Linked DNA regions of Homo sapiens: region 2 is linked to region 1. A link is a loop called in an ENCODE intact Hi-C map of the cell type or tissue named here. Cell type or tissue: IMR-90. All regions are shown on one strand. Each heading gives the region's core, and the rest is flanking DNA. Links, peaks and the distances in the headings are about the cores only.

Region 1 (15,100 bases), core at 1,485-9,484:
CTGGTTTTGGTTTGTTTTTTAATACCATGACCTGGATCTAAAAGTGTGGCCTGCCGCTCAGGAAACCACAGTGGCTCCCTCCTGCCTCATGGACCCAATGTCAAACTCCCGATTCAAGAGCTCACCTGCCCAACCAGCCTTTCGGGTTCCCTCTCCCTGGGAGGCTGGTCTCTTCTGCAGTAAGGACTGCGTCTCACTAGTATTGGTCCTTGGGCTTCCTGCTGTCACTTCTCTGCCCGGTGTTCTCTCTATCCTTAGAAGAAAGGCCTACTTACCTCTCTCCACCACATTGCTTCTTTCATAGAACATTGGGAATCACATATACTCCTCCCAAATCCTTGCTGACCAACTCCAGTCCAAATTTCCTTTTCCTTTCTCTGATTTTCACAGCATCTCTCAGTCTCTGCTGATTTATATGTAGTATTGTTTTCTAATTCCCTCTCTCCCTGCCATGTGAGTCTTAACATTCCAATCAAACTTTGGCTCCAAAACAGAAGTTTTTTTTAATCTTAGGTCCTTGCCAACCCTAACTGTCTATATTTCTACCTTGAATTCAGCACAGTGGCTGGCACAGGATACCCAGATATTAAAAAGCTGCGACTTGGTACGTTGACGTGACCTCAGCCTTTCTGCATCCTCAAGCAGTCCCTCTCTTCTGGTATCTTCTGGCCCTCGTAAATAAGCTGAGAGGGGCTTGCCTGTGGTGATTTTCTTTCTGAGCTCCATTAGGAGTCATCTTGAAAGTGTGACCTAATGAAATGCTTCCCAACTGGTGAAGATGGGTTGAGTGTATTTCAGAGGATCGATTTAATGTAGATTTCGAATATGTTGCTTAAGGTGAAATATTGGACCTGCAAATGTCTAGCTCTTGAGATTCATGGGCTGATTAATGGTTGTGTCTCCTAATGATTAATTAGTGTTCATTCATGACTAATTAATTGGTGGTTGTGTTTATTAAGTCATAAAGGTCTCACAACTTACGCTCACATTCTTATATTTATTTTACCTCACCTTGGGGAAGTTAGTATCCAGTCCTGATTACCAGAAAATTTACACCCCTCCTCGTAAACAGCTTGAATTTCTAATTGGCTGAGTATCATTTTTGTCCCCTTTGTAAGAGCAAAGCCCCCTTTTGTGCCAGTTGGCACTGTGAGCATTGCCCCAGTTCCCCTTGAAGCTATCCCAGGGGACTGGAAGGGGAGACAGACAGGAGACAGGAGACAGACACGAGTTGCACTGAGCTACTCCCCTGGGGTTGGTGGTAGTGGCTAAGGTGCCATTGAGAATTGGTCAGGGTGACCCATTTCTGACTAAGGAGAGTGAAGGTAGGAGAGGACAGATGGGAGTCTCTGCCTAATAAGAGAGTAAACTGACCTCAGTGAAGGGGCCACTGATTCCCTGCTGGGAGGGAGAGGTGGTATTTCACAATGGTTACAATTGCGATCTCTGGGATGGTACCTCAGTCCCACTGCTTACTGCCCCCGAGACCCTGGGCTAGGCACTTCTTTGTGTCTTTCATTTCCACGTCTGTCAAATAGAAATAAAAATAGTACCTAACCATAGGGTAGCCATGGGGGAGAAATGATCTGACAGGTGGGAAGCGCTCAGAATGGCGTCAGCAGGGTGTTAGGCAGTGGACAGTGGGGAGAGAAGATGGGGAGGTGATGGTGAACTTCTCTGGGTAGAGAAGGTGATGCAGGAGGGTGACTTAGTAGAACATCAGTCTCCTCACTGAGCACCTAGGTTGTTGCGGGGTGGAGGCCAGCAGGAGTCATCCACCCCCTTCCCCTTCATGGCTACTATTTCTCCCTCCCCGAGCTGCATGCCCCATCTTCCCAGCTGGAGAAGGACCACTGTCGAGCCACTGCTCTCCCTGCTGTAGCTGCCCGCAGGCACCAGGCCGTCCTGGTGGTAGAGTCTGCAGGCTCCAGCAGACAGCCATGCAGAATGGGGAACCCCAGAGGCTAGGCGTGAGACCAAGGCAGTGCCATGGGTGTCCTCAAGCAGCTTAGGTTGGCTCAGATCATCCAGTGCCTGAGTCCTCCACAAATGCTATGTCCCTTGCTCTCTGTCCACCCCATTTCCATCCAGGGACTGTCCCTAATCCCAGAGAATATGAGCTAGGGGGTTTAGGGCAAGGCTCAGCAGCCACAGCTTGGCTCGCAGAATTCATTCAGTTTATTAGGGTTTCCTCTTTTTAAAGATAAGCTTCCTTCTGAAACATTGTTAGAGGTGGGGCCACATAACTGGGATCTCCAGGGGAGATTCTGAGTGGGCCCCTCCCTCCCCACGCCCCTGACACCCCCTTCAACAACAGAAGCATGACCTTTCCCTCCCTTTTCATAAGTTGCCCAAGCCCCAGGCAGCTCCGTCGTCATCACCCTCAACTTCTCATGATGACAACAGTGGCAATACCACATAAGTCCTTGGGGTTGCTGGCCTGGGGCTGGGGGAACAGAGGAGCTGGGAGGCCTCTATGGGTCTAAACTTCAAGGCAGCCTGTGAACAGTGAGAAGATGGGGTTGAATTTATAGTATGGCACCCACTTCAACACTTGGGGGACCAACCTTAAGTAATAATCTATGGCACTATTTATTTATTTATTTATTTATTTATTTTTGAGATGGAATCTCTCTCTGTTCCCCCAGGCTGGAGTGCAGTGGCACAATCTTGGCTCACTGCAACCTCTGCCTCCTGGGTTCAGGTAATTCTCCTGCCTCAGCCTCCTCAGTAGCTGGGACTACAGCATGCACCACCATGCCTGGCTAATTTTTTTTGTATTTTTAGTAGAGATGGGGTTGCACCATGTTGGCCAGGTTGGTCTCAAACTCCTGACCTTGTGATCCGCCTGCCTTGGCCTCCCAAAGTGCTGGGATTACAGGCGTGAGCCACCGCACCCAACCCCTATGGCACTCTTCAGCAACGTGGAGTCAGAAATACACTTAACTATTTCTGCCTCACAAAGATGCACTTCAATAGCTGAAAGGGTAAGGACTGAGAGAACTATGTGATAGTCACCACCAGCACCCAAAATAAAGCAGCTATAAATTATTGAGCAAGTAACTATGACAGCATTTTGGTAGGTTCTTTGGACGCAGTATAGAGATGAGTGATTGAAGACCTGGCTTCTGAAACCAGAACACTGGCTGTGCTCACTTGCTGTGTGATTTTGAGTGACTTGCCTAACTTCTCTGTGCTTCAGTTTTCTCATGTGCAGTGGATACTCTGATAAGGCACCCAGATCCTCATACCTCCCCAGCGCTGAGGTACTCAGTCCCCAGCTCTCAGGAGTGTTGGCTGCTGATGGTGCAAAGCTGAGATCCCCTCCCAGAATTGCCCTCAGCAGAAGGGAGCTGCCTCGACCAAGGTTTAGGTCCCTCCCTGGCGTTGCTGCCTGCCATAACTGGCATCCAATATGGGGTGCAAATGCTGCACTCCCGGACAGCTCTGAACGAGCAGCTCAGCTCAGAGCTCCTCAAGGGATCAGCTGATTCCATGCAACTGCCCAGCACTTAGCCTCCCCCACTTCAATCCTTCTCCCTTTTTGCCTCTCATAGATGTCTGAGAGCGTTCTTCAGTGAACATCCTGCAGGCACATCTCAGAATCTCAGATTGTTTCCCACGGAACCTGACCTGCATCGTGTAAAATACCAAACATACAGAAAAGGTTTCTCTCCCTCCTCTTCCTCCTCCCCCTTCTCCTCATCATCTTCTTCCACTTCTTCTTTTCCTAATTCCAGATAAAGACACTAACACAGAGCTTTCCCTGGCCTGTATTATGTTCTGATACCTCACCGACAATTTCTGTACCTAACTGACATTCCGTGAATGTTGGTTGAATGAGTGAATGACCAGAACATGGTTCTAACAGGCATGAGGCCATCCCATCATGAAGGTGTTTTATCCCACAGCCACCCTACTGCTGTACTGAAGCCCGTTGTCCTCAGCTATGCGACATTGGCCAAGCATTCTGGTACTTCTTTCCAACCTGTCCCTTGATGCTCTTGGTCTCATTTTTCTCTTCATTATTCCAAACTGTGGTTCTGCACATTCTTTCTCCTCCTGTGTTCTTTATTGCATCCTTTAATCTCAGTTTCTTAAGTTAAATGTGTATGAATGATGACAGAAATCCTATATTCCATACGAATACAGATATACTTGGCAAAGTACCTGCCCCAAACACAACCACCACTGTTATATAAAGGACTCATCACAGCCCCCAATTGCTGTTTTCTTCTGGTGTAGTCTTCCACCGCAAATTCTTGCATCATTTCAAAGGAGAGAAATAAGAAAGTCCCGCCTGGCTGAGTCAGGCACAGTCCTGAGTTAGGTGTTGGATTACTTGACTCATCCAATAAGACTTGTAATGTCTTGCTCAGGAAACTTGTGGAATCTCCCTCCCTGGAATTACTTTTTAAATAGAAGAAATTCTCATTTCCTAAGGTAGTTTAAAGAGAGAGGGCTCTGGCTTAAAGGCAAGAGATAAGCTTGATGACTTGGAAAGGCTAAGCTTCCACGATTTGAAGATTTTTGTGGGTTTGTGAAAACACATGAATGTAAAAACTAAATATCCTTTAACTGCAGTTTTTTGAATTGCATTAGTTATTTAAAAGTGTCAATTCAGCTTTGTCGCAGGTGTTAGTTTGTCAGCTAGCAACAGAAACAAAAGACAGCTAACGAACTCAGAAGCAGCATTTCAGGAAAAGGCACGGAACACGCAGTGGGAACAGAATTAGGGAAGAACCAGGAGAAAGGATAAATCAGGGAGCAGCAGGTCTGAAATAAACTTAGAATAAGTAGATGCCGTTACGTCTGGGCTTTTCTGGGCGGCCAAAATAGCTGTGAAATGTAAATGATAGTAATTTTGTTGTAAGAGTCTCAAAAGAAGACCAGTTGTGGCGATCATATTTTAATGCTACTGTATAGTTTCCTAGGGCTGCCGTAACAAACTACCATGGACTGGGCTTACACAACAGAAATTGATTTTCTCATAGTTCTGGAGGCTGGAAGTTGAAGATGTGGGCAAGGTCGGTTTCTCCTGAGGCCTCTGTCCTTGGCTTGCAGATGGCCGCCTTCTCCCTGTGCCCTCACGTGGTCTTCCCTCTGTGTGTGTCTGTAGTCCTCATCTCCCTTTCTGATAAGGACACCAGTCATAGTGAATTAGGGTGCACCATCGTGACCTCATTTTAACTTCATCACCACTTTAATACAGTCATATTCTGAGGTCCTGGAGGTTAGGATTTCGACATATGAATTTGGTGGTGGTTGGTGGGGGATATAAATTAGCCCATAACAGCTAACATTGCCTCCCCTGATCGCTCCGTCTGTTATCGTGAGTCAAGCTCATCCTGAGTTTTATAAACATTGCATCGTCTTTGGAGAATAAGCAGACCGTTCGGGTGGGATGGGCTGATCCACACCTGTCCCTGCTGCCCTCCTGGAAGCCTCCCCATGGAGCCTGGGAGAGGCTCTCTCGCTCTCCGTGTGCCCCAGCTGCTCCTGGCAGCCCCTTCACGCCCCAGCTCTTGCAGGTTTCTTTTCCTTGGCGGCTCCCTAGTGCCTCCCTCCTGAGCCCCCACGCGGGGGTTCCACCTGCTTGTGGTGAATTCGGACAAAGACGCCTCAATGTTGAGTAAGCTCGATGGCGACAGGGCTGCCTGGCACACACCGTGGGCACCTAGAGAGGCCCGTGTGCCATAAGCCTGAGAAGTAACCGTGAGCTGGGGTGGAGAGGGAGAGGGGATTGACAAGTTGGAGGTGTAAAGCAAGTTTTTATTGATGGAGAAGGCCCGGAGGATCTGAGTAATGCGTTCTTTCCCCCAATCCGATTTCCACATCCTGTGACTGGGAGAGGCAGGAGAAAGTCAGGAGGAGCTTGACTCACGATGACTCTAGGAAGCTCCAGCCTGAGGAAAGCAGGTCACATGGACTTCACACGCCGGGCGGAGGCGGCCTCTCCCCAGAGAGGGAAGGCCTGGCCCAGGCTCAGGATGGGATTAATTGCCCTGCTGATAGAACAGCGCAGGCCTCTTCCCCTGGGCCCAAGCCTGTGCCTGCTCTTCCTAACTACAGCAGCAGCCTGGCCTGCTGCGGCCTGAGCGGCTGGAAGTGAAACCAGGGTGAGGCGAGGCTACTGGTGGGGGAGGGAGAGAGGAGGGAACTTCTCCCAACTCCCTGTGCAAATGACTACACATCCAAATTCTGCAGCCCTGAGGGTGTGAATGTCAAAATCACCAGCAATAATGAGAAGTATTAGGGTGGCAACCCCTTCCTGCCATTTAAAGCTGTTGCCCCACCCCTCCCTGGGACACCCCTTTCTGGTTCGAAAGCTCCTCCACCCCAGGGCCCATGATTTCCTATCTTCTGGCTCTTCTACCCCCGGCCGTTCTTTAGTACCTTTATGTCCCTTTCCCTTCCTGTCCCTTAGACAAGGACCTTTCCCTGCTGTCTGCTGCCTGCTTTTCTGTTCTCCCCTCTCCTCTCTCCCTTTCCTGCAATCTTGTTCCACAGGAGGGCTCAACAGCCTGCATCTCCCCAGCCCCGCCTCTCTTGAGACTGCAGGGTCTGAATTTCCAAACGGAAGTTCCTCCAGGCAGGTGGTTCTCAGCCTCAGCTGCCCGTGATTAGAATCACCTGGGAGGATTTTAAAAATCCCAACCCCTAGGCCCTAGCCCCAGACTGATTACATTAGAATCTCTGGGGGTGGGAACCAGGCAGCGGTGGTTTGTGAAGTGGTCGTTCATTCTCCCACCTGGAGATAATTGTCTCTCTTCTGACCTCCCACAATGCTTTATCTGAACTACGCTCAGAAACCTGATAATTTTTTTTATTTTTTCGAAGTCTAGCTCAAGAACAGGACTGCTGGGTTTGACATCTACCAGCCAGGAAGCTTTAGGCAGGTTTGTTTCCTCGTTTGTAAAATGGTGGTGGGCGGGGGAGTCTAATGATAGGACTTGGCTCGTAAGGTTGTTATGAGAATGAAACACAGTTCAGTGCCTGGCACATACCAAGTAATGAATAAAAGTCCGCTTTATAGCTTTGAGTAGTAAGATTTTTGAGGGCTAAACTTGGGTCTCATTCAGTGGTTCTAGCTTTAGCCTACATAAAGATTAAATAATCTTTTTCTACATTTAAAATCTATATTTTATATTCTGTAAAGTGTATCTTAATAAGGTTGGCCAAAAATTTCTTTTTTTTTTTTAACTTTTATTTTACATTCAAGGGTACATTTGCAGGTTTGTTATATAAGTATAGATTATTTTGTGACCCGGGTAATCAGCTTAGTACCCAATAGGTAGTTTTTCAATTTCTCCCCTCATCCCACCCAGATAAACAATCTTTAACAAGCTCTGGAGAAGCTTCTTAAAAAACAAACTCTTGGACCCCATTTCCAGAGATTTTGATTCCGTAGTCTGGGATAGGATGGAGGTCCTGCATTTCTAACAAGCTCCTGGGTGATGGGTGTAGCTGGTCTGACCCACCTCTGTATCATTTCCTGCCTACGCCCTCAGCCCAGGAGCAGCATGTGGCTGACTTTGCTAGGTCTTTCCTAGAGTCCAGAGCTCAAAGATTGTTCCCCAACAGCCACCTTGATCAATCCCCAGCCCAGCTCCCCAGGCTCTAGAACCTTCCTGACTTATACCCTAAAAGCAGAGTCCAGACCACCCCTCTTGTACCAGTCCAGGGCTTTCAAGGATTTGGATGGATTCTGTCGCAAGCCTAACTTAACCCCACCCCCCAAACTCCATATCTTCATGACCTACCAGTTCTTAAATGAGAAACCACAGAACTGTACAAAGCAACAAGAATGTACAAAGCTTGCCTTCCATATCGTATTACTTTCTTGAAAAATACCCTCCTTCTCTTTCTCCTGGCTTTGGGGGCCACACAGCACTTAGTAACCCACCAGCGCTCATGGCTTGCTCTATCCCCTTGGATTTAAATTGCTGCCACGGCCAGATTGTCTCGGTGAGGCCTGCAGGTGCCCTATTTAAGGAAGAAAGTGCACCGGCTCTTCTTCGGCTGAGCAAGGCACCCTTTTGTGTGCCTTTCTTGGGAGAGCACAGAGATTCGTGGTGGTCCTCTTGACCTGATTCCAGTTTCTCTAGTGAGATTTCAGCACTAGGCATTTTTCCTAATTTTCCTTCCCAGGAAGACTCCTGACTCTGTCCACCCTGTATCTGCCTCTTTGCCTTTGAGCTGTTTATTTGGTTCTTCCAACCTCTGTGCCGTCAAGGTATCCATCTCCTTACATTCCCCTTTTAGGCTGACTCTTTATTTTGTTTCCATGTTAGCTCAAGTCCATTACACTAAATACTGTACACATTATTGTCCCCTAAACAAATTTGCTCAATCAGTCTTAGCGAGCAGGGTCAGGACCCAATGAGCTGGAAGCCCAGCCCTTGAATTGGCTCTCAACCAAAACAACCCAACAGCCCTCTCCCTCTCAAAGCCACATTACTCTCAGAGGGATGGAGTTTTCCATCAGTGAAGAAGGTATTAATTAAAGTAAATGAAAATGCCCTCATTTGTTGTAATGGATTTAGCTCTTGCAGACCATTTTCTACGGGGTCACCTGCCTGGATGATGTGCTGAAAAGAACCAAAGGGGGAAAAGACATTAAGTTCCTAACTGCCTTCAGAGACCTGCTTTTCACCACTCTGGCTTTTCCTGTATCCACGGTAAGTTTCAAAGATGTGTACATAATCTAACAGAAATGTGCATATGGACAGACGCTTCTCCTGGGCAGCCAAGCTGTTTGGGAGCCCATAATTGGAAACCACACCCACTGCATTTACAACAATGTCCTGTCTGAGGACTGCGCCACATTGCCCAGTGTCTTTAGGAAATATGGCACATTAGTGATCAGCTTTATCACTAGCTTTTGTACCTCTGCAAAGGCTTGGTACAAGGTCCTTATTGCCGTCTAATGGGGAAGTTTGAAAGACCTTTCTTAATCAAAATACAACTGAGACAACCTTGGTTCCATCAGGGTGATGGGAATGGAGAGCCCTGGGGAGGGAGATGACGAATTTTCCCCTTTTATACATCTTGTTTCACTTGCTACGATAAGTATATGTTACTTCTGCAAGTGGAAAACCATCAAATAATTTTTTTTTTGAAAAGAGATATGAGACCTTCAAAGGTGGCACATGGAAAAGACAACCGAGGAGAGAAAGACAGCCTGGTGTGGGGTACACAGTGGGTGCCTCATTCATGTTGCTGAGTGGATGGATGTCAGGAAGAAGTGAGACATATGGCAGGGACAGTAAGCTGGTATGCTGATGCCATCCACATTTCTATGACATTGTTCATGTTTTCCATTCGTTAGCTAGAATGGAAATAAACAGAGATCAGGCATGCTGGCTGCCCAGCAGGGCCTATAATTAGAAATGACTACCTTCTTCTACCTGTCATTGTCCTGCTTCCTATAGTACAGAACTTAATTTAAATGCAAAATGCAACTCTCCAAGCCCTAGTGAGTTCTCTGATAACAAAGCAAGGATACCTATTACTTTGCAGGATACCTCTACCTCTGCCCACGTAAAATCTTCTAATGACCAAGCTTTTTGGTTTTGGGGGGTAGGGGAGGGGTTTGAGATAAAGTCTCACTCTGTTGCCCAGACTGGGGTGCAGTGGTGTGATCTCGATTCACTGCAGCCTCAACCTCCCAGGCTCAAGTGATCCTCCTGTCTCACCTGGCTACTTTTTTGTATTTTTGGTAGAGACATGGTTTTGCCATGTCGCCCAGGCTGATCTCGAACTCCTGAACTCAAGTGATCTGCCTGCCTTGGCCTCCCAAAGTGCTAGGATTACAGGCATGAGCCACCAAGTCTGGCTATAGCCAAGTTTTTAAAATCAACAGTGAAGTCTGTTTATTTTTTGAGGCTTAGAAATGGAGTGTGTGAAATGTCAGAAGATAGGAAGATCAGAAGTTTAATAGTTTTTAACTTCCTTATCTATGCGTTGACTTCGTAGCATAGAGGATAGATGCTTTGACAAGAGAGGCAAGGAGTACAAGAGGAGATCAATTCAAAGTTCTGAGCACCAGGGAGATCCAGCCCTCAGTCAGCTAGCTTGTGCATTTTCCAGGGAGATTGGCACTTATGGTTCTCAGGCTTCCTGCTTCCCCTAGCCATGCCTATTTAGAGGGTGGACAAGGAACGTGTATGACTCAAGCTACTCCATGTGCCTACTCTCAGCATTCCTGGTGAAAGTTTAGAAAAAGAAGTTATTGGTTAAAATAAATGACTAATGGTCTGGGAATCCTGTTTATTCATATCTTCTCTGCCTGCCACGATGACAAATAATTGATCTCTAACTCTCTGGCACATTGAGGAATCCCCAGAAAGAGCAGATATAGCAATGAAATAAAGGGAAGAATGCTTATTGTAGAATTACTGTAATGTATATGTACTACATTCCTATAATGTATATGTAAGATATCTTTAAAATGGTTGTCTGTTTTTATTTAGCTGTGTTTCCTTGATTATCTTAGAAAGCTCTGATTAAAAACAAGCCTAATGATGCTATTTTTTGTGTTTTATTTTCCAGTTTGTATTTTTGGCATTCTGGATCCTCTTTCTCTACAATCGAGATCTCATTTACCCCAAGGTCCTAGATACTGTCATCCCCGTGTGGCTGAATCATGCAATGGTGAGTGAGGGGAAAATTCAGTGAACTCAGAACACCAATAGCCTCTGTACTGAAAACTCCACAGTGCCTTATCTATGTTTCCAAATGTCTCAATTCCCAGCATCCAATCTACCTCATCACTGTTTATTTAAAGGGCATATTGAAGGTATGAAATGAACACAAGCCAGTGCTATAATTACAGTGAGTCTACTGAGAACACAGGAGATGTCCAGGTGAGAGTCTGCCATGTTGCTTAGGAAGTCTTTGAAAAGACACACAGTTCTGAGAGGACAGGCCTGAAAGAGAAGTGACTTCTGCAAATATGTCATAAACTTCCGATGTGTGGATGGAATGAAGTAAGCTTTAAAAAAAAAGCCCACCCCAACATCCAAAGAATATCTCATAGCTGAGCAGCAGCTACTTAAGTAACACACTTTGTCACGATTCTGCATCACAAATGGGATTAACATTTACATATTTCTAGGAATACATTTCCATTTGGTTTTTTATTCAGGCTTGTGTTTTGGAGAGGCCGAATAGTAAACAGAGGCTGTTCTGAGATTTTTAGGTCACTGGAACCTGAATATCAGTAACAGGGACCCAAACAAGCAAGGCTGGCATGAGGTTGCCAGGTCTCGGTTGGAGGAGGATAACTGAATCATCGGCACAATGTGAACAAAGTAATTGTTCAAATACCTAACTCAGCTTCTCAATACTTACAAATGTATCTCCACATCAACCAGGAGATTATAAAAAGGTCTCAGATTCTGTGAAGGTAATGACATTTAAATACCCAGGGGATAGCCGGGTGTGGTGGCACGCTCCTGTAATCCCAGCTACACAGGAGGCTGAGGCAGGAGAATCGCTTGAACCTGGGAGGCGGAGGTTGCAGTGAGCCAAGATCGCACCATTGCACTTCAGCCTGGGCAACAAGAGTGAAACTCTGCCTCAAAAAAAAAAAAAAAAAAAAACAAACCAGGGGAAAGGCACAAGGAAGTGGCATGTCAAGACTCCTCAAAAGTTCACTCACAGACTTTCTTCCACCCTCACTCTTGCCCATCTTTCCATGGTCTTAAAACTCACAAGATGACCAACTCAGAAAAGCAACTCAGTCCACTAACACTGCCCCTGCCACAAGCCCCAGTCTCCAGAAAAAAACTAATTTCAGCTTAAATTTTGTGCTCAGTCAGTTATTGATGATTGACTGACTAATAGACCACAGCTCTGAACTCTTTTGGAGTTCAGGACCAGAACTACCTTACGTAAGTCTGACCTCTCAGGAACCCTCCTCCTCTCAACTTTTTCTTGTCAAACTCTTCACCTTCCCAGTTTCCCATGAATGTTAATCTGAGACACTGATGTAGTGAATATTCCTGCTTTTTTTTTTTTTTTTTTTTTTTAAGAAATGGTACTTTATATTGTCCAAAGCATGTTTTTCAGGTATGGGCTCATTTAATTCACACAGCCTTCTTTAGAGAACTACTATAATCCTGATTTTTACAAATGAAAAAATAAGATAAAATAAAAGCTCAGAGAGGATAAGTGATGTGCCTGAGGCCACTGAACTCATAGGAGGCACAGCTAGGATGGAAATCCGAGGCTAATGCACCCTTCGTTGCCTTTTGCTGCAGTAAGTCCAGAACTTGTGATTCGATCTGGTTTTGTTTCCTAATTCACCAGGCAATCAAAAGGACCTCGCTTTGCTTGATCAATACAGCAAAGTGTGAATTCTTACTTAAAAAAAAAAAAAGAATCCTCATCTGTATGCTACTAAACCAAAATTCTAAGAAAATGAAGAGATTTGAAACTACTGGCTGAGCTAGCTGTTACTAAAATAATAACAAAGCAGAGTCTTATAAGTATCTTTTATGTGGTGCCAAATGCACCTAGCAAACATCTTCTCAAGGTTTGTGTGCTCATCTTGTAGCTTTTTTCACAATGACTACCATCTCCCCCCCACTTCAGGGTTGATGTAAAGTTGGATTTCTTTCAAATAGTTATGATGATGGTGTCCAATATTTGTGACCTTGCTAAATAAACAGCCATATGGATTTGTGATAATTTTGGAAGCAGAGAGCTGGATAACATACATCACATCCGTGAGCTAATTAGCAAGGCAGATACTGTGCAACGGAGATGCTTAAATATTTTTGTGCCTCACAAGCTGAGGGGTGCTGTGGACCTTGCCCCTTGCCCTTTGGTCATTCAAGTAACCTGAATCCCTCAGAGAAAAGGAGCAAGGGTCAAAGGAAGTGGAACAATGGTGACAAGGAGAGAAGAGGAGGAGGAAGCTACCCCAGGTCATATACAGATGTTTCTGTGTTTCTCTTAGTTTGATTGAAGAAACTCTCAACAGATCCATCTTAGGAAAAATGTTGGTATCAGCAAAATTGGCCTCAGGTGTCCCTAACACAGTCATTCCCAAACTTCCTGCCTTCTTTTGGTGTCTGCTCCAAATTAAGTGTCCTAATAAGTATATCTCATCTCTGTCTTCTAGACTGTGTTCCTTGTTCTGGACATTTTCTGTCCTCACTATTAAATGTTCTTGGCCTATTGCCTCAAGGAATGTTCTCTGCCAAGTTCTTAAATACTAGTGTGAACTCATGGTAGAAATGGCTGCTACTGTGTCAGTTTGTTAACATTTCCCACATTTTGCCAGTGCCTGTCCATGACAGTCCAAAGGAAGGAATACAATTCTGGGAAATCACCACTATGGCAGCCAGAGTAATGACGGGCAGTCCGGCTGGGCATTTGGTACTAGGTGCCTCTGCATGGGGCTGGCCCTGTCCCCTGTACAGCTCCTTTTTCCTTTCCACAGTAGAAGAACAATTGCCTTCCATCGCCAGTGCCATGCTGTCCTGAAAGCTTCTTTCATTTCTCAACACTCCCTGTGTTTGCTATTTTAGCCTTAGCTTTGGAATATTTTCCCCATTGCCATTTATGATGCTGCCCCAGTTGTTATGAGTAGTATCTGTCAAAGTAAGAAATACCACTCTCCCCTTGGACACAGTGTGGTTGTAGGACCTTCATGATTAATCAAGTCTTTGGACTGCTCCCAGCTCAACCCTTGCAGCTCATTGGAAACTTGTCATTGCAGCAGGACTGTTCTAAGCACATTGTGTCTCTAACAGACATTTTCCTGCCTTTGTTGTGTATTCAGACTAAATAGAAACATCAGTGAGATATTTGCATCCACCGTGGACAGGGCACCTTAATTAAAGTAGATCAATCTGACTGTTTTAGTGCTAAGCAGTTCTCCAGTCTTCATAAAACAAGGGAAAGAACAGCAAAGTAGCCCTTCAGGTTTTGCCAGGAAAACATTAACTCCTCAGGTCTTATCTAAATGCCTACTAAAGATAGAATCAGAGCAGACAGATTTAAATAGCAGTAAGAGGACTCTCAGTAACTGAGAAAATTATCAGATCCTAACCCGAGGGGAGCTGGGGGACTTATTTCTCTGGAAATCAACCTAAATTGTTCAGGTCGCCCCAAAGGAGAGGTGAAATAGATCAGAGAACTCCTCAGAGCCCCTTCTATCTTTGAAAATAGTACATGATTATTGAGAACGTGTGTGCAAACTTCAACAGCTGTCAAGGACTGCATGAATGTAAGGTATTCTCATGTAAAACTTAAGAATTCCCAGCCAAGATCCACTAGCTTATTCTCAATCCATGATCACAGAGTCTTAGAACTGAAAAAGTTTCATTGATGTTAAGGGGGGTTTCAAAACAATCTGCTATTGAGAGACAGGACCTTCCCTGGCTCTTTAAATTGGAGAAAGTCCCAGATACAGCCACCTAGTTATTTAATATGTTGTCATTTATTCACTTGAAAAAGAGCAGTTAAGTACCACTATGCGTGTGACACTATGATTGATATTTATTGAGGGTTTTGACATCTAGCAATCTTAAATCTGGTTGAGTCTAATGTACACACACGAAGTTGAAATAGTGAGTGAATGCTTACACAAGGCAGTGGCATACTGGTGTTAGGCGGAGGGACATGGTTATTGCTGAAGGAAGAACATGGACAGGAGGGGTTCTGTGCCCTACCTGTCCTGGCCTGACTGTAACTCATGAGCAAGGCATGGCTAGTTGGCCTGGATGGCCTTTGAGCCGTCTCCCAGGGATGTGCTGGGAAGTCAAAATGCCCAGGGAGTAAAACTTAAAATCTTCTAGTTTCTCCCTCAGTCATAGCATGCAAGATGATATCATTAGCATTCTGACCCAATCACAGATTTTTCTCTGCCACCCATAAGCTTGGTGTGAAATTGTTGGGCTGCTAAGTGGGGGTGAGTAAGGTCAGCCACTCTTCATCCCAAGCATTGCAAACTCCTCCCACCCTTCCTGATTCCTCACCCTCAATTCAGCCCCAGCCCTGGGCATAGGTCACCCACAGTCTACATACCTTGGTACAACTCAGTGGTTTTCAACCTTGAGGGAAGAGGCTCCTCTGTGAACCTGAA
Region 2 (17,544 bases), core at 2,597-10,596, 140 kb before region 1:
CGTGCCATGCACTGGCTCCGCAGCAGACGCAAGCGTGGGAACTCGCTGCCCTGCCTTTCCTGCCTGATTTCTTCCCTCCCTCAGCCATGCTTCTTGAGATCACTCCCAAATAAACCTCTTGAACTCAAAGCCTTTCCTCAGGGTCTGCTTCTGGGGGAACACAAACCTAGGCATGAGGGATCAGGAATATTTAAGGCACAAATGTGAAGATCTCATATTTCCAGTCAGTTGAAAGCTGTGAGTGGGAATGGGGGAAGATGAGGGAATCAGAACACCTAGTTCTTTTCCCTGATCTTACGGCCCTCAGGATAAACTCTGTGGCTAGGGGTGAGGCACGTAAAAGAAGGAATGGCATCCACATCTCCTTCTCTCCCCTGAATGGCATCCTGGGAACTGGTACATGGGGTGCGTCCTCTTTAACACCCCCATCTTGGAAACAGCACTGCAAGTCACTCTACCACGAGGCTCTGGAGATTCACTACAAACTCTGCTCTTACTCATCTTTAGGTTAGAAAGCATATCTTGGCCGGGTGAGGTGGCTCACACCTGTAATCCCAGGACTTTGGGAGGCTGAAGTGTGAGGTTCACTTGAAGCCAGGAGTTTGAGACCAGCTGCAGCAACATAGTGAGACCCCCCATCTCTACAAAGAAAGAAAAAGAAAAAAAATTAGCTGGGTGTGGTGGCACAACCTGTGTCCCAGCTACTTAGGAGGCTGAGGAGGGGAGATCACTTGAGCCCAGGAGGCCGAGATTGCAGTGAGCTGTGATCATGCCACTGTACTCCAGCCTGGGTGACAGAGTGAGACCCTGTCTCAAAAAAAAAAAAAAAAAAGAAAAAAAAGTATCTCCCATCCAGTGCATGATGACTAACAACTGCTGCCTGTGATGCTGATGACAGGGTTTTGTTTTATTGTTTTAATCTCTGCAATGTGAAATGTAAATAAAACCCAATTGTACTATCCGTAAATAATTGTCAATATTTCAGCAAGCTTTTATATAAGAAATAAATCTCAATCCTGAGAAAACTAGCTGCAAGTGGATTGGGATGTTAGCTCTCAGGGACTTTGTTTGTCCCCAGCTGTGTCCCCAGGTGCCAGAGCATATAGTAGTAGGCATTTAATAAGTATTTGTTAATTAAATGAATGTCTGTATTTTGGGAAGGGGTGATTAATGACAGGGATAACTGTTGTCGCTTCCTTCTCATACCTCCCCCCTCCCCACAAGTCATTTGACAGGTATTATAGCAGGGAATAAAGATGTGCTATAGAAAAACAGTATTTGAAGTATAGAAAAAACTGATAGAGGCCAGGTGTGGTGGCTCATGCCTGTAATCCCAGCACTTTGGGAGGCCAAGGCAGGCGGATCACGAGGTCAGGAGTTTGAGACCAGCCTGACCAATGTGGTGAAACGCTGTCTCTACTAAAAATACAAAAATTAGCCGGGTGTGGTGGTGGGCGCCTGTAATCCTGCCTACTCAGGAGGCTGAGGCAGGAGAATCACTTGAATCCAGGAGGCAGAAGCTGCAGTGAGCCAAGATTCTGCCATTGCACGCCAGCCTGGGTGACAGAGAGAGACTCCATCTCAAAACAAACAAACAAAAAATCCCCAAAAACTGATACCTATAATATTGACACATAGGAAATAAACTGTTAAAATACTTACTATAACAAAATTTTGAGGTAAAAAAATAAGAAAAGAAGAGGAATATTTTAAAAACTTATATATGCTGATACACATCTAAAAGAAAAGCTAAGAACCACCATTATTAAATAGCCTCATATTTTCTTTGACCTTTACCTTTTGAATTCTACTCTGTAAATGTAATTTATTTGCTTTTTGTAGAGAAAATTCAATTGTCTTATAAAAGTTGAATGGTAGGAAAAATAGAGGAAAGAAAGAAACTGTTTCTTTACAAAATCAGGATAATATATACATATGTTTATACCAGGTAGGTGAAACCCAAAAGTAGGTTATTCTACCTTGGGGCCCCTCTTTCCACCAACTTCTTTCTCCCAACTCCTCCCACTTCTTGAATATTTGCTCTCTTTTTTGCCCAGGCTGCCATTCATTCTACTGTCACTCATTGAATTCCACTGAGCACCTACTTTGTGGCAGGTGCACTCTGCAGCAGGTGCAGAGGTGAGCACGATGAATGGAATCCAACCTGCGTGGAGCTTATTCATTGGAGGGGAAGGCAGAGAATAAATAATCACAACTATAATAATATAAGAAATAAACAGCAACACCCTGTGATGAGTGTTGTGCTTAGGTCTGAGTTGCTAAACTCATTTGTCTATTTTTGACATTTGAACAAGATTATATACATATTAAATTAAAATAGATTTTATATATTAAAAGATTGTATTTCATAAAAAATACTCTTGGCTGTACTTGCCTCCCACTCTAGTTCCCCGTACAGGACTGGCCTCCAGCTCCACCAAAATATCTTAATTGTATCCCATTTCCTTGGTTTAGCAGACTCCATTATCCACGGAAATATGTTCCAAGATCTCCAGGAGATGCCGAAAACCGCAGATAGTATCGAACCCTATATACACTATCTTTTAGATCAGATCACCTAGACCGGGGCCCCCAACCCCCTGGGTCACAGACCGGTACCAGTCTGGTCTGTTAGGAACCAGGCTGCACAGCAGGAGGTGAGTGGCGGGCAAGTGAGCATTACTGCCTGAGCTCCACCTCCTGTCAGATCAGTGGCGGCATTAGATTCTCCTAGGAGCTTGAAGCCTATTGTGTGGAAAAATTGTCTTCCACGAAATCGGACCATGGTGCTAAAAAGGTTGGGAACCACTGACCTAGATGGCTACTAAATGACTTGTGGGTGGGTAGCGTATACAGGGTGGACCCACTAGACCAAGGGGGGATTCACGTCCCAGTGGTCCAGAGTGAGATCTCATCATGCTACTCAGAACAGCAAGCAATTTAAAACTTATGAATTGTTTATTTCTGGAATTTTCCATTTAATATTTTCTGACTGCAGATGCCCATGGGTAACTGAAACTGCAGAAGGCAAAACTATGGATAAGGGAGTTATTCTGATTCTCTAATCAAAGAAACCATGCTGAGTCATTACTGGCTGATAAAGAGCTGTTTTGTTGACCCTCGTTTAGAGATGCAATAATATCATACCCCCCAAAAACGGATATTTAAAGGGATTTCAGGCTCTAGCAAAGGACTGCTGGGGAAGGAATGAAATGGTTGATGCCTTCAAAATAACATTTAAACAGAAAGAGATTCGGCCTACTTGTAAGACTGTTATATGGTAATAACAAAACATTCCTTTAAGTGCTTTAGCTGTGCCTTCAGTAATAGCTTTGTGGTCTGAAAGAGATAGCAGAGGCTTCCCGAAGGTTTCACTTACGTGGTATTTCTGGTGATGAGGGATCTCTCTCCAGTAGTTTCTATACAATGTACCTGCCAAAGCGTTTGAAGGAAAGTATGACTGGCTGACAGAGCTAGGCTGCAGACTTTGGCCATGACCACAGAATGGAGACACATTTCACATTTATTCTTTGGAAATCCCGAGGCAAAAATGTTCATCTTCCTTACTTTGGGCTCTATGAAATATTCTATTTGACTTCCTCTCCAACAAGCTGTCTACCTCACACTTCTAAATTCACCTCTCACATTCATTTCCTCTCAAAAGCTCTTCCTACGCCAAGACAAACTCTCCTGAATTGTGTTAAACCCTGCTTGTTACTCTGACATTGCAATTCTCAGATGTCATGTCGTATTTCCCCAACAGAATGGCCTCAATCTCCCCATGCGATATGCTTGCAAATGCTTTCATGCTTGTTTATTTAATTTCAGTTCCAAGTCCATTTATTACTATTGTTACTACAGTGCTAAGTGCCTAATGCTACTCCTAATAATTGTAAATTAATGTTTTTGCTATCATATAAGATTATTATACAATTCATCCATCATTGTCATTATCATCATCTCTGAATGGAGGTGTAATCGTTAGAACCTTTTCAAATTCCTCCGCCTCATTTGTAATCATATAAAGTTTCTTATCATATTCATTTCTTTTTAAATAGCTTTATTGTTTTTGCAGAATTGCTGAGTGTTCATTATAGAAATTCAAGCAACAGAGAAAAGTAATGAAAAAAGTAGAAATCACTCTAGATTCTACCATTAAAATTTTAACGGCCATTCTTTTGGATATTATTTTATATTCACATGTAGATACATGTATAAAATTTTACACAAATGAGCATTACCATATATACTGTTCTATAAACTTTATTTGTAGTCAATTAAATGTATTGAGCATCTTTCCGTGTGAATACATTTACCATAGTTATTAATCATTTTTAGTGTTTTCATAATACCATCACATACATGTTCTACCACCGTCCCCAACCTTTTTGGCACCAGGGACAGGTTTCATGGAAGACAATTTTTCCACAGACCAGAAGGGGGCAGAGGATGGTTTTGGGATGAGACTGTTCCACTTCAGATCATCAGGCATTAGATTCTCATAAGGAGCGTGCAACCTAGATTCCTCGCATGCATAGTTCACAATAGGGTTGTCACTCTTATGAGAATCTAATGCCACCACTGATCTGACAGGAAGCGGAGCTCAGGCCATAATGCTCGCTTGCCACCCACCTCCTGCTGTGTGAGCCCATTCCTAACTGGTATTGGTCTGTGGCCCCCAGGGTTGGGGACCCCTGCTATACACAACACTTTGCTATAAACATTTGTTGTTTCTCAATTTTTACTGATCTAAACAATGCTATAATAAAGGCTCTTATGCATAAACTTTTTTGAACTTGTGGTATTATCTCCTAGGGCTAAATACCTGGAAGTGAAAATTACTGGGTCAAAGGCTATGCAGTACTACACCTTAATACATATTTTGATACACAATGATTGGTTGTAATCAATCCACACCAACAGTGTGTGAGAGTTTTCTATCTTGTCTTTTCTCATAACATCATCTCTGTGCCCAAAAATTTTAGGGGGAGGGGGCTGCTAATTACCGAGCTGGGTGAACAATAAAGCAGTAGTAATTTTGGACCGTGTTTTTCTCATGAACAGTGGGAAGGATAACACCTTTATAGTCTTGTCCTATTCCACTCCTTTGTTTTCATCATCTGAATGGATAATTTTACTGAAACATCACACATAAGGATTTTATGACAGTCAATTTATATGAGCACCTGAACCCATTATACAGCATAATTCATACTTAATATAAAGTGACAGTTGTTAGCAGATTGCACTGGCATTCCCTTCAAAAAGACAGTTGCTCAACAGGAATCATTCTGAATCGATTAATCAAGCCACAGCTCTGCTATAAGGCTGTGGTATTCTGACATCAGGAAAAAGGAACTAGTGCATTCTGAGCAATTTTTGCCCACATACTTTTACATTGCTGAGCTCATTAAAGCCATTAGGTCTTTGACAGAGATCTTATCCATCTAACATCCTCAGCCTCTTGAAATGGCTATGTGAAAAACTGGCTCATTTCCTCTGGTTTTTGTTTGCTAAAGTGGGTATAGTGAATTAAAAAATATAAATGCTGTTGACTTACAATGGGATTACATCCCAATAAACCCACCATAAGATGAAAATATCATGCCAGGAATGGATTTAATACACCTAACTTACTGAACATTATAGCTTAGCCTAGCCTATGTTAAATGTGCTCAGAACACTTATATTAATGTACAGTTGGGCAAAATAATTTAACAAAAAGCCTCTTATAATAAAATATTGAATACATAATGTAATTTATTGAATACTGTACTGAAAGTGAAAAAAAGAATGGTTGTGTGGGTACTTGAAGTAAGGTTGCTACTTAATGTGTGTTGCTTTCGTACCACTGTAAAGTTGGAGAATTGTATATCAAACCATCTAAGTCAGGGACTGCCTGTACGTACAGATGACCTTGAACAAAACGAGTTGAATTGTGTGGGTCCAGTTATACGTAGATTTTCTTCCACTTCTGCCATCTCTGAGAGAGCAAGATCAACTCTTCCTCTCCCTCCTCCTCCTCAGCCTACTCAATGTGAAGATAATAAGGGTGAAAACCTGTGATGATCCACTTCCACTTAATGAATGGGTTATAGATAGATAGAGAGAGAGAGAGAGAGAGAATCTCTCTCTGTCACCCAGGCTGGAGTGCAGCAGCTCAATCTCAGCTCACTGCAACCTCCACTTCCCAGGTTCAAGTGATTTTCCTGCCTCAGCCTCTTGAGTAGCCGGGATTACAGGTGTCCACCACCATGCCCAGCTAATTTTTTTAGTAGAGAGGCGGTGTCATCATGTTGTGCAGAGTGGTCTTGAACTCCTGACCTCAAGTGATCCACCTGCTTTGGCCTCCCAAAGTTGAGATTACAGGCATGAGCCACCACACCTTACCCCTGAATAGTAAATATGTTTTCTTAATAACATTTTCTTTTCTCTAATTTACTTTAAGAATATAGTATAAAATATATATAACATACGAAATATGTGTTAATTGACTGTGCTATTGGTAAGGCTTCCATTCAACAGTAGGCTATTAGTAGTTAAGTTTTGGGGGAGTCAAAAGATACATGTGAATTTTTGACTTAGTGGGAGATGGGTGCTCCCAATCCTAGTCCCAAGGGTCAACTGTATATTTCTGTGATATGAATGTAACCGGATGAGGGCATGGTAAATCTTTAAAAATGTAAACCTGTTTCTGATGTGATTATGGTCTTGGGAAATTGATATCTTAATTAGCTCTGAAATCTGCCATAATAATCTCAGAAAAATTGGATTTGAAAAGGTATACAGAAGTGAAGAGATATTCTGGAGACGATAGTAGGAATTACAGTAGTGGAGATAGACCAGGATCTCCCATTCAATGGAGTTTTATATTCTTTGGGGTTATTCTCAGGTCTGGTGTCTTCATAATAATGAATTTCGCCTCTAGAATCATGAAAATAGTCTTCTCTATGGGCTTTGACTAGCCATAGTTCCAACACTAATGACTAACTCTCATCTTTAGAGATTCTGAATTCATCATTCTGGCATGTGGCCTAGACAGCAGTATTCGAAGAAGCTGACATAAAGCCGAGGTTAAGAACAATTGATTTAGATAAAGAAAGACATTCAAAATAAATGATTCAGTGCAAAGTGTTTTTGAAATTCCTTCAGTGTTCCTTGCATTTCATTCAATTCCAACCAGTTAAAATTCTCCCATTACTGTAATTTTACATTTAAAAGCAGCTACATTACCCATAAATGAGGGGGATGGATTTTTCACAGTGATAGAAAACTATTACGGAAGTAATTTTCATGTCGCCGCTGTTGACAGGATGAAGCTACTGCAGCAATACTGCAAGCATCGCTGCAAGGTAATGTTAGAATTCTCTAACATTACCGTGCATGTGAATCACTTGGGGAATTTATTAGAACTGAGATTAGCAGGCCAGGCTCCTACAGATTAGGGTTTCTAGGCCGGGAGAAAGCCAGTGAACTGCTTTGTCCCAGGCACCCCAGGCGATGCTGATGCCAAGGAACCTTGGACCACACTTTGCTAACTCTGAACTGTAGGGGTCTAGACTTGCTGCAGAATGGATCATGGTCTCCCATATGGTGGACTTTTAAAGCCTTGGTAAGAGCAATTTAAGAAATGTGAGATCGTTTGAGCCGGGAAGGTTGAGGCCACAGTGAGCCATGATCATGCCACTGCACTCCAGCCTGGGTGATGTAGTGAGACTCTGTCTCAAAAAAAAAAAAAAGAAAGAAAGAAAGAAATGTGAGAAGGACTTCAGCATGCTTTATTTTATTTTCAGCCAGCAGGCTTATGCATAAGTCCTCACCTGTTCTTAGCAGCCTTCAAATAACTGCCTGAATCTCACTGTCAAGAAAGAATTACTTGAGAGAAAAAAAATTGCATACTTCCAGCTCACCGTTTTGAAAGGGTAGGAGATATAAGAATGAAGGAAGTAATGCACACAAGTATGGTATATGTACATTGATAGAAGAGATACAGAGAAAAAGAAAATAAACTTTTTTTTCTATTTGCCAATGGTAGGCAAGAAGGCAAAATTAAATTTAACTCTGGATATCTTTAGGTGGTACACTATTGGCAGAAATACCCATTCAAAATTGGTTTAAGCAAAAATAAATGTATTGACTCAATTACCTGGAATTGTTTATGGGCAAAGGTAGCCTCAGGCACGATCTGCTTCAGGGTTTAAGTATGTCACTTTGTTCTCTCCCAAGGCCCTCTTTCTCTTTTGGGTTAGCTGTAAGCCAGGCTATATGTGGTGCTCCCAGTAGATCCAGGCTTTCTCCAGATGGTTAAAGCAGCTACAAATGTTAAATTCTCACATCATTAAATCTAGCTGAAGAGAGAGAATACTTGCTTTCTATCTTTCCCAGCAGACTTGCCAATATGTATTACTGGCTGTGTAATATGAACCAATCACTATGGCTAGGGGTATCAGGTTTGCTAATTGGCTTAAAGGCCAGGGATATCCCATCACTGGGGCTGGGAGAGGACTCATCTCCATCTGGAAGCATATGGACTGATGGGGATGGCTGTGATTTTCCAGAGGAAAGTCTGTTTAGCAAACAGCGTGCAACATATGTGGTCTACTGAGGACACAAAGCCTTGACTGTCCACTAGAAATAATGTATGATGAAATTTTTTTCTCATAGCAATGAGTGTGCTTTAGAACATATTGAAACACTTCTGAACACTGAAAGAGCAAGAACTACCACAGATTTTTCCTGCACAAAAGAGGTGAGGACTGAAACCAAGGATTATATACTGAGGACTCAGCACTGTGACTTGGTCTTGACCTCCCTGAGCAAATGTGGAATTAATTTAAATTTAGCAAGAGATAGGATTTATAATAACTAAAGGTTGTCTGTACCTCAAACTCCAGAAAATATAAATTGGCATTTCTGTAGATATTTTGAAACATGAAACGTGCACAAAATAATAAGTTGTTATTGTGTGAAAGGAGTTTATCGAATTTTCACATATTCCCTGCTCCCTCAACCTCCCACCTTCCAAACTTTTTTCAGAAGACAATTAAAAACAGTGTATCTTTTTTATAGGTTTTTTTTTAACCTACTTTCAGCTGTCATGTAGGGTCCTCTGTCTCATCTCTGTCTGCATTGCTTCCCTTTGGTTTTGAAATTTCGCTTTTGCTGATGAACAATACAGTTAGGAGTTACTGTGTTCCATTAATCATTCTAAGAGTGATTTACAGACTTACAGCATATATACTTATGTATACCTATTAATACAAAATAACACAAGATAAAAATAAGTAAACATGATTTAGTGAAATAAAAATAAGTTGAAAAAGTCAAGTCAAGCCAAGTCAAAGGAGAGCTCAATCTATAATATGTGGGCCATGAGAATCACCATAGTTTGTAGAAGTCCATGGATGTGTCTCTGAGGTTTCTAGCAGCCAATACAGAGAAAGATGATGTAATGATTATTTATCTGATTCATAAAATAATTAAGGTCAAGACACAACTTTCCCTGGTACTATGTCCCCAGCAAATTTCCTCCTGTGGGTCTCTGGCAAGAAGACCCTGTGTGATGCAGTGAATGGAGTCCTCAGTTAATCAAGAGTGTGTCCAACATCAAATTTCATAGATTTGTTTCCCACAACGCAATGCATGCAGGTTGATGCCACAGTCTTGAAAAAAAAGTCTATTCAAAGAAGTTCTATGGTGTTCAGTTAGAATGGAGATAATTAAAAAGTCAGGAAACAACAGGTGCTGGAGAGGATGTGGACAAATAGGAACACTTTTACACTGTTGGTGGGATGGTAAACTCGTTCAACCATTGTGGAAGACAGTGTGGCGATTCCTCAAGGATCTAGAAGTAGAAATACCATTTGACCCAGCCATCCCATTACTGGGTGTATACCCAAAGGATTTAAATCATGCTGCTATAAAGACACATGCACACATAGGTTTATTGCTGCAGTATTCACAATAGCAAAGACTTGGAACCAACCCAAATGTCCATCAATGATAGACTGGATTAAGAAAACGTGGCACATATACTCCATGGAATACTATGCAGCCTAAAAAAGGATGAGTTCATGTCCTTTGTAGGGACATGGATGAAGCTGGAAACCATCATTCTCAGCAAACTATCACAAGGACAAAAAACCAAACACCACATGTTCTCACTCATAGGTGGGAACTGAACAATGAGAACACTTGGACACAGGAAGGGGAACATCACACACCGGGGCCTGTCGTGGGGTTGGGGGAAGGGAGAGGGATAGCATTAGGAGATATACCTAATGTAAATGATGAGTTAATGGGTGCAGCACACCAACATGGCACATGTATACATATGTAACAAACCTGCACGTTGTGCACATGTACCCTAGAACTTAAAGTATAATAAAAAAAAAAGAATAAACAAGGCTATTCCCACCCCCCCCCCGCCAAAAAAAAGAAGTTCTGTGGTGTTAAATGGGAAGGACAAGGAGAATGGAGACCAGCTTTCTGATGGTCTGGCTTAATTCTGTAGAAGGTTTAGGTTACTTGGAGAAATGGATGAATTGCATATACTTTAGGCAACATTTGGTAAATAGTGCTTCTCTCCCTGAACTTTTGCTAACATTGAGTAGCAGTGATTTTGAAGTTAGCTATATTGTTAAACTCCTCAAAAGAGTCCTGGAATATTTTGCTTATTACATGTAGTTCTATATACTTTAGAAAATAGCCTAGCTGATGATTGGGTTGATATTTTCTATGAACGTTAAAAAATCTGTTGGAAAGCTCGCTATTTCAGCCTACCTCTGTGATCCAAAATATTCCCTGAAAAATATTTTGGTAGTGAAGCTTCTTTCTATTGATATGAGCTTTTTGAAAAACTTGAAGGCAGTTTTAAAAAAATGCAATTCATAGGCTTTCAATTTAGCTTACAAATCTTACTCTATTTTTAAGTCTAGTAAATTTTATCAGTTATTTTTAAGGGGTTTTTAAATTCAGTTTGGTCATATTTACAGATTTTGCTAAAATGTTTAAACCTTCAAACGTTTAAAATTTTGTTTATAAATTTGACACGTTTAATTTAGTTTTATAGGACATGTATTTCAATTTTCTCAACAACAACAAAATCTTTCTGAGCATTTAAGTCTTATATATTGTAAAATTTCCAATACTAAACTAAACTTAGTAAGATTTTAGTTTAAAATCAGAAGTCTACAATGAGAGTTACAAAACACTGCTCAAAGAAATCAGAGAAGACACAAATGGAAAAGCATCCGATGCTCATAGATAGGAAGAATCAATATCATTAAAATGTCCATACTGCTCAAAGCAATGTACAGATTCAGTGCTATTGCTATCAAACTACCAATAACTTTCTTCAAAGAACTAGAATGGGATAAAATATTTGCAAGCTATACATCTGACAAAGGTCTAATACCCAACATCTATAAGAAACTTATACAAATGTATGAGAAAAAAACAAAGAACCCCATTAAAAAGTGGGCAAAGGACATGAAAAGACACTTTTCAATAGAAGACATACATGCAGGCAACAAGCGTATGAAAAAAGCTCAATATCACTCATCATTAGAGAAATGCAAATCAAAATCATAATGAGATACCATCTCACACCAGTCAGAATGGCTATTACTAAAAAGCCAAAAAATAACTGATGCTAGCGAGGTTGTGGAGAAAAGGAACACTAATGCACTGTTATTGGGAGTGTGAATTACTTCAACCATTGTGGAAAGCAGTATGCCGATTCCTCAAAGAGCTAAAAGCAGAATTACCATTTGAACCAGCAATCTCATAACTGGCTATATACCCCAAGGAATATGAATTATTCTACTATAAAGACACTTGCACATGAACATTCATTTCAGCAATGTTCACAATAGCAAAGTCATGGAGTCAACCTAAATGCCCATCAATGACAGATTGGATAAAGAAAATGTGGTACATACATACCATGGAATACGATGCAGCCATAAAAAAAATGAGATCATGTCTTTTGCAGGAACATGGATGGAGCTGGAGGCCATTATCCTTAGCAAACTAATGCAGGCGCAAAAAACCAAATACTGCACGTTCTGACTTGTAAGTGGGAACTAAATGATGAGAACTCATGGACACAAAGAAGGTAACAACAGACACTGGGATCTACTTGAGGGTGGAGGGTGGGAGGAGCGGGAGGAGCATAAAAGATAACTATTAGGAACTGGGCTTAATACCTAAGCCCAGTATGGTGATGAAATAATCTGTACAACAAACCCCCGTGACATGAATTTACCTATGTAACAAACCTTCACATGTACCCCTGAACCTAAAATAGAAGTTAAAAAAAAACAGAAGTCTATCTCAGTTACTTATTTACATGTTTCAAATTGGAGTTATGAGATTGTCATTCTATTAGGTCACATTCTCTTAAACATTACATCAATATGAAATACTAAATATACACAGAATCCTTCTCAATCTGTAAATATTAAACTGTGGTTTTGACTGTGTAAACCTTTCTATACCTTTTTTCCCTCCAGGCTAAGAGAGTCATACACTTTAAAGAAGACGAATACCATCCTAGTTTACTGAAGTTATTCTGGCTAAAAATTCTATCCAGACATTTGCCTCAAAGCTACCCTCACACTCGCTTTTTCCTCTCAATATTTATTTAAAAAATTTTTAACTGCAATATTAAAAGACTTGTACAGTGAACACTCATATACACACCACCAAGACTCTACTATTAACATTTTACTATGCAGGCATCCATCCATCCCTCTGTCCTCCAATCAACTCATTATTTTCATGCATTTTAAAGGAAATTGTAGACATAAATGTACTTCCTTCTAAGTATTTCAGCAGACATAATATTAACTAGAGTTCAATATCAATATACATTTTCTTCTTTTGATATAAAATAATCAAATGCATAAGTTTGAAACGTACAGTCACTGAGTTCTGACCAATGGTCACACCTGTATAACCAAAACTATGATTAAGATATAAAACATTACCATCTCCCCTTAGAGTTTCCTCATGTCTCTTCCAAGTCAATTCCTTCCCCCACCCGCAGAGACTGTTTTACCTTTTTTCCACCATAGATTAATTTTGCTATTTCCAGAGCTTGATATTAGTGGAATCAGCCACTGATATTAGTAAAGCCAGCATGTACTGTTTTGTATAAAACATGTTTCATCCAGCATAATGCTTTTGAGACATATCCATGTTGTTGCATGTATCAATAGTTTGTTTCTTTTTATTGATGAGTATGCATATACCCTTGTATGCATATATTACAACTAATCCATTCACCTATGGATCCATCCTGGACCATTTCCAGGTTTCGGTTAGTATGAAACAAGTTGTGAACATTCTCATATAAGTCATTTTGCTGATTACTGAGTCCCTTTTAAATTTTACTGTTAATATGTCATGGGATGCAAAGCTTAAAAAGACATTGTTCTTCTAAGCACATCTTACATAAATATCTCTGAACTCAGAGAAGCCTGCAACTCCTACCCAGAATGAATAGTTTTACATTTTCTTGGCTTTTATTATACATTCATGTATTTTCCTTTTCACTCTAAAGACTTTTTTTTTTTTTTTTTTTGAGACGGAGTCTCGCTCTGTCGCCCAGGCTGGAGTGCAGTGGTGGGATCTCGGCTCACTGCAAGCTCCGCCTCCCGGGTTCACGCCATTCTCCTGCCTCAGCCTCCCAAGTAGCTGGGACTACAGGCGCCCGCCACTACGCCCGGCTAATTTTTTGTATTTTTAGTAGAGACGGGGTTTCACCGTTTTAGCCGGGATGGTCTCGATCTCCTGACCTCGTGATCTGCCCGCCTCGGCCTCCCAAAGTGCTGGGATTACAGGCGTGAGCCACCGCGCCCGGCCCACTCTAAAGACTTTTGATGATAGACTACTAATATAATTAAAGGGTAATTTGTGCCTGACTTAATGGAATCTTGAATTATTTCATATTCTTAGGATAGAACTCATAGGGATAATAAAAAATGGAATCCAATGGTTTTATCTGAGTTGGAGGTCAGACCCAATAATCTATTAATGAAAATAAATATATTTCTAGGAAACAAAATAGTCTAAAGCCTTTGAAAAAGTGAAACTGCTACTTATTTTCACTTGGGGGTGGAAAATTTTTATGTAAAAGATTGCTGTTAATCTGTAAGTATTTGTTTTTCCCTTGTTTCTCAAAATTAGACCTCCTGAGTTTTAGCTGAGCTGGGCCCACCCAAAATAAAAACATTTCTCAGTATTTTATATACCTAGGTGTTTTCACATTATTAAATTCTGGCCAATAGGATAGAAGCTAACTGTTGTAAGTGTATGTGACTTCACTGCAGAGAGGGGAAACCCCAACAGAACCAGCCAGTTATAGTGAGTGGAGGAGGCAGAACTCAGTGTTCCAGAAGGCTGAGGTGACTAGAATTTGTGAGTCCGAGTATCAAGAAGAAGAACTGCACACATGAGCATCTCCAGAGATCTGCAGAGCATTCTGCTAGAGTCTCTCATTGAGTTCCCGCCAACACCTGGGTGGTGTTCAAACTCCATGAGGCCAAGGAAAGAACCACTAGAAAAGAGTAAGCCAAATGCTTCCCAGAGTTCATTCACATTGAGAAAAAATTGCTTTATCACCAGCCAGAAAGTAGAGACCTCATAAGGCAAGGGTTATTTGTTAACGTTCTCAGAGGAGTCCTGTCTTAGTACAATGACTTAATTAGCCCTAGAGTAAAAGCCACTCCATACCTGATCCAAAATTTGCTTATAAAGAACATAAACATATAGAACAGATGGGCAAAAAGTTTTAACAACATGCCACAGCAAAGTCCAGCACTCTTTACAGAAAGAAAACAAAATTCCAAACTCAAAAATGTAAAAATCTAAAATGTCTAACATCTAACCAAAACTTAAGAGGCATGCAATGAACCAAGAAAGTATGACCCATAACAACACAAAAGCCCCAAAACAAATAAACACAATAAAATCAGACCAAGAAATGACAGAATTGATGGAATTAGCAGACAAGAACTTTTTTAAAAGGCCCAAATGGAACTTCTATATGTGTGTGTGTGTATATATATACGTGTGTGTGTGTGTATATATATATGTATATGTGTGTGTATACATATATATATACATATATATACACACACACATATACATATATATATATGTAAAACTTCATCTTAAAACATTCACTGGAAGGAACTAATTAAACTTGTCCTTCTCCTAAAAATAAAAATCAGTGGACTTGAAAACACAGCAAGAGAAACCATCCAAACTCAATCACAGAGAGAAAAAACATTTGAGAAAATTAATAGACACTTAGTGACTTTTGGAAAGATATAAAGCATTCTAACATATGTATATTTGGCGTCTTGGAGGAGCAGGGCCACAGAGGGGAGGATGTCAAAATATTTAAACAAAAAATTGTCAGAAATGTTACAAATTTGATGAAAACTATAAACCTACAGATATAAAAAAGCCCCCAAAACCTTAAGTAGAATAAACATAAAAATAATGACACTAAGAACATGATATGCAATTACTAAAACACAGTGATAGAGAAAAATCATAAAAGCAGGCAGAGAAAAAAGACATTATGTACAGAACAACCAAGATAAGAACGACTGAATTCTCATCAGAAACCACGTAAGCCGGAATACAGTGCACCGACATTTTTAAAGTACTAAAATCACAAACCTATCAAACCAGAAAAAGCAAGTTAGGGTTTTCAGTTTTGCATGTAAGATAAGAAGCTTGGAAGTTGCCAGTCTGCCCTAACAGCATGTTAAAAGCTGAGCATACTGAAACATTAACAACTCTTCTATGATCTGAAAGAGAGGTAAGGACGTTATTCCCACGATTGGAGAGACAGACAGGCAAGTGCAGGGAGTTACCGTCTTCCAGAGCAGAGACTCACCTGTGGAAACCACTGTGGGGACCGGTGCTGGGGCAGGAAAACCTGAGCTCTAATTTACAAATTGCTGGAGAATCAGGGCGAACAAGCCTGAGAGTTAAAAACTCCGGAGCAACCCAGTCTAGAGCGACTACCAAATATTTGTGAGTTTCACCTCTAGGAGCTTGATCAGATTCTCACAGAAAATATCAGAGAAGAATCTCTTCATGCTTTCAGCAGGAGGTGAGCAAAAGGAACCATTTAAAACTACGCCAGAGCAATCTGTTCTTAACAAGGATTACCCTCGGGAGAAACTAGTTAACTATAGCCTCACCTGCTGGGGTATTGTCAGAGTCTAACTGACTTGGGGGAAGGGACATACCCAACTCTGGTCAACTCTAACCTTCCATGTGAAAGAAGGAAAATACCCAATTCCAGTGCACTCCATCCATTCTCTCCCACCTAAAAGGGGAGAGAAAAAAACAAACAAACAGAAAAACTTGAGAAGTTCACAGTTGAGACACAGGTCGAGTGAAAGACTGAAACTTAATCATAAGACTATAGAACACTTTCCCTGTCCCAACACATTAATAAAGCTTATTTACAGCAGTTCCTTTTACCCAGTACATCATGTCTGACTATCAAGAAAAAATTACAATGCATATTAAAAGGTAGAACCCCCCCACCCCAACAATTTGAAGAGACCAAGGAAGCCTCAGAACCAGACCTGGAAGGGATTTTGGAATCATCAGGCCAGACATTTCAAACAATTGTAATTGATACACTAAGGGCTGTAATGGATAAAGTAGATAACATGCAAGAACAGATGGACAATGTGAGCGGAGAAATGGAAATCCCAAGATAAGACCAAAAATAAATGTTAGAGATCAAAAACACTGTAAGAGGAATGAAGAATCCCTTTGATGGGCTTACTAGTAGACTGGACTGGCTGAGGAGAGGATCTCTGAGTTTGAGGACATATCACTGGAAACCACCAAAAGTGAAAAGCAAAGAGAACAAAGATTGCAAGAAACAAAAACAGAATATCCAGGGACTGTGGGACAACTACAAAAGGTGTAACATATATGTAATGAGAATATCAGAAGGAGAAGAAAGGGAAATAAATGGAAGAAATATTGGATACAAAAATGACTGAGAATTTCCCCAAATTAGTGTCAAACACCAAACCGCAGCTTCAGGAAGAGCATAGAATAAGAAGCAGGATAAATGCCAAAAAAACACACTTAGGCATATCATTTTCAAACTATAGAAAAATCAAAGATGAAGAAAAAAATCCTGAAGGAAGCCAGAGGGGAAAAAATACCTTGCCTATAGAGAAAAGAAAATAAGAATTACAGCTGACTTGTCCTCAGAAACCATCCAAGCAAGAAGAGAGTGGAGTATAATATTCAAAGAGTTTAGAGGAAAAAACCCACCAACCTAGAATTTTGTACCCTGTAAGATTCTCCTTCAAAAGTGAAGGAGAATACTTTCTTAGACAAGCAAAAATTAAAGGAATTTGTTGTCAGTAAACCTGCTTTGCAAGAAATGTCTATTTTCTTTCACCACTACACAATATATTCATGTAACAAATGTGCACATGTACCCTGTAAATTTATGCAAATAAAATCTATTTAGGCAACAATATAAAA

The links. Hi-C counts contacts between places; a loop is a spot of excess contacts. Peaks named below come from ENCODE experiments on the same cell type or tissue, not always from the same donor. Only the 100,000 strongest peaks of a DNase experiment are listed, where the experiment ranks them.
Region 2: it touches region 1 in a loop (2.3-fold over the local background); 2 of 110 quality-filtered maps call a loop at or near these places.

What each region holds. Positions count from the first base shown.
Region 1 is chr6:11,761,830-11,776,929 of GRCh38, reverse strand. ADTRP (androgen dependent TFPI regulating protein) reads left to right here. Exons shown (of 6, transcript NM_032744.4): 2 at 8,547-8,681; 3 at 10,555-10,656. Among named protein-coding and RNA genes, the nearest start is that of ADTRP, 9.4 kb to the left of the region's middle. RefSeq lists enhancers at 5,397-5,920, 5,740-6,034, 5,921-6,442, 6,443-6,966 and a silencer at 13,372-13,614. In IMR-90, for the core only: no CTCF peak of the experiment used is centred there; DNase peaks (open chromatin) are centred at 4,319, 5,269 and 5,899; H3K27ac peaks cover 3,146 bases.
Region 2 is chr6:11,899,545-11,917,088 of GRCh38, reverse strand. No RefSeq gene overlaps it. Among named protein-coding and RNA genes, the nearest start is that of HIVEP1, 100 kb to the left of the region's middle. RefSeq lists a silencer at 16,059-16,353. In IMR-90, for the core only: no CTCF peak of the experiment used is centred there; a DNase peak (open chromatin) is centred at 7,028.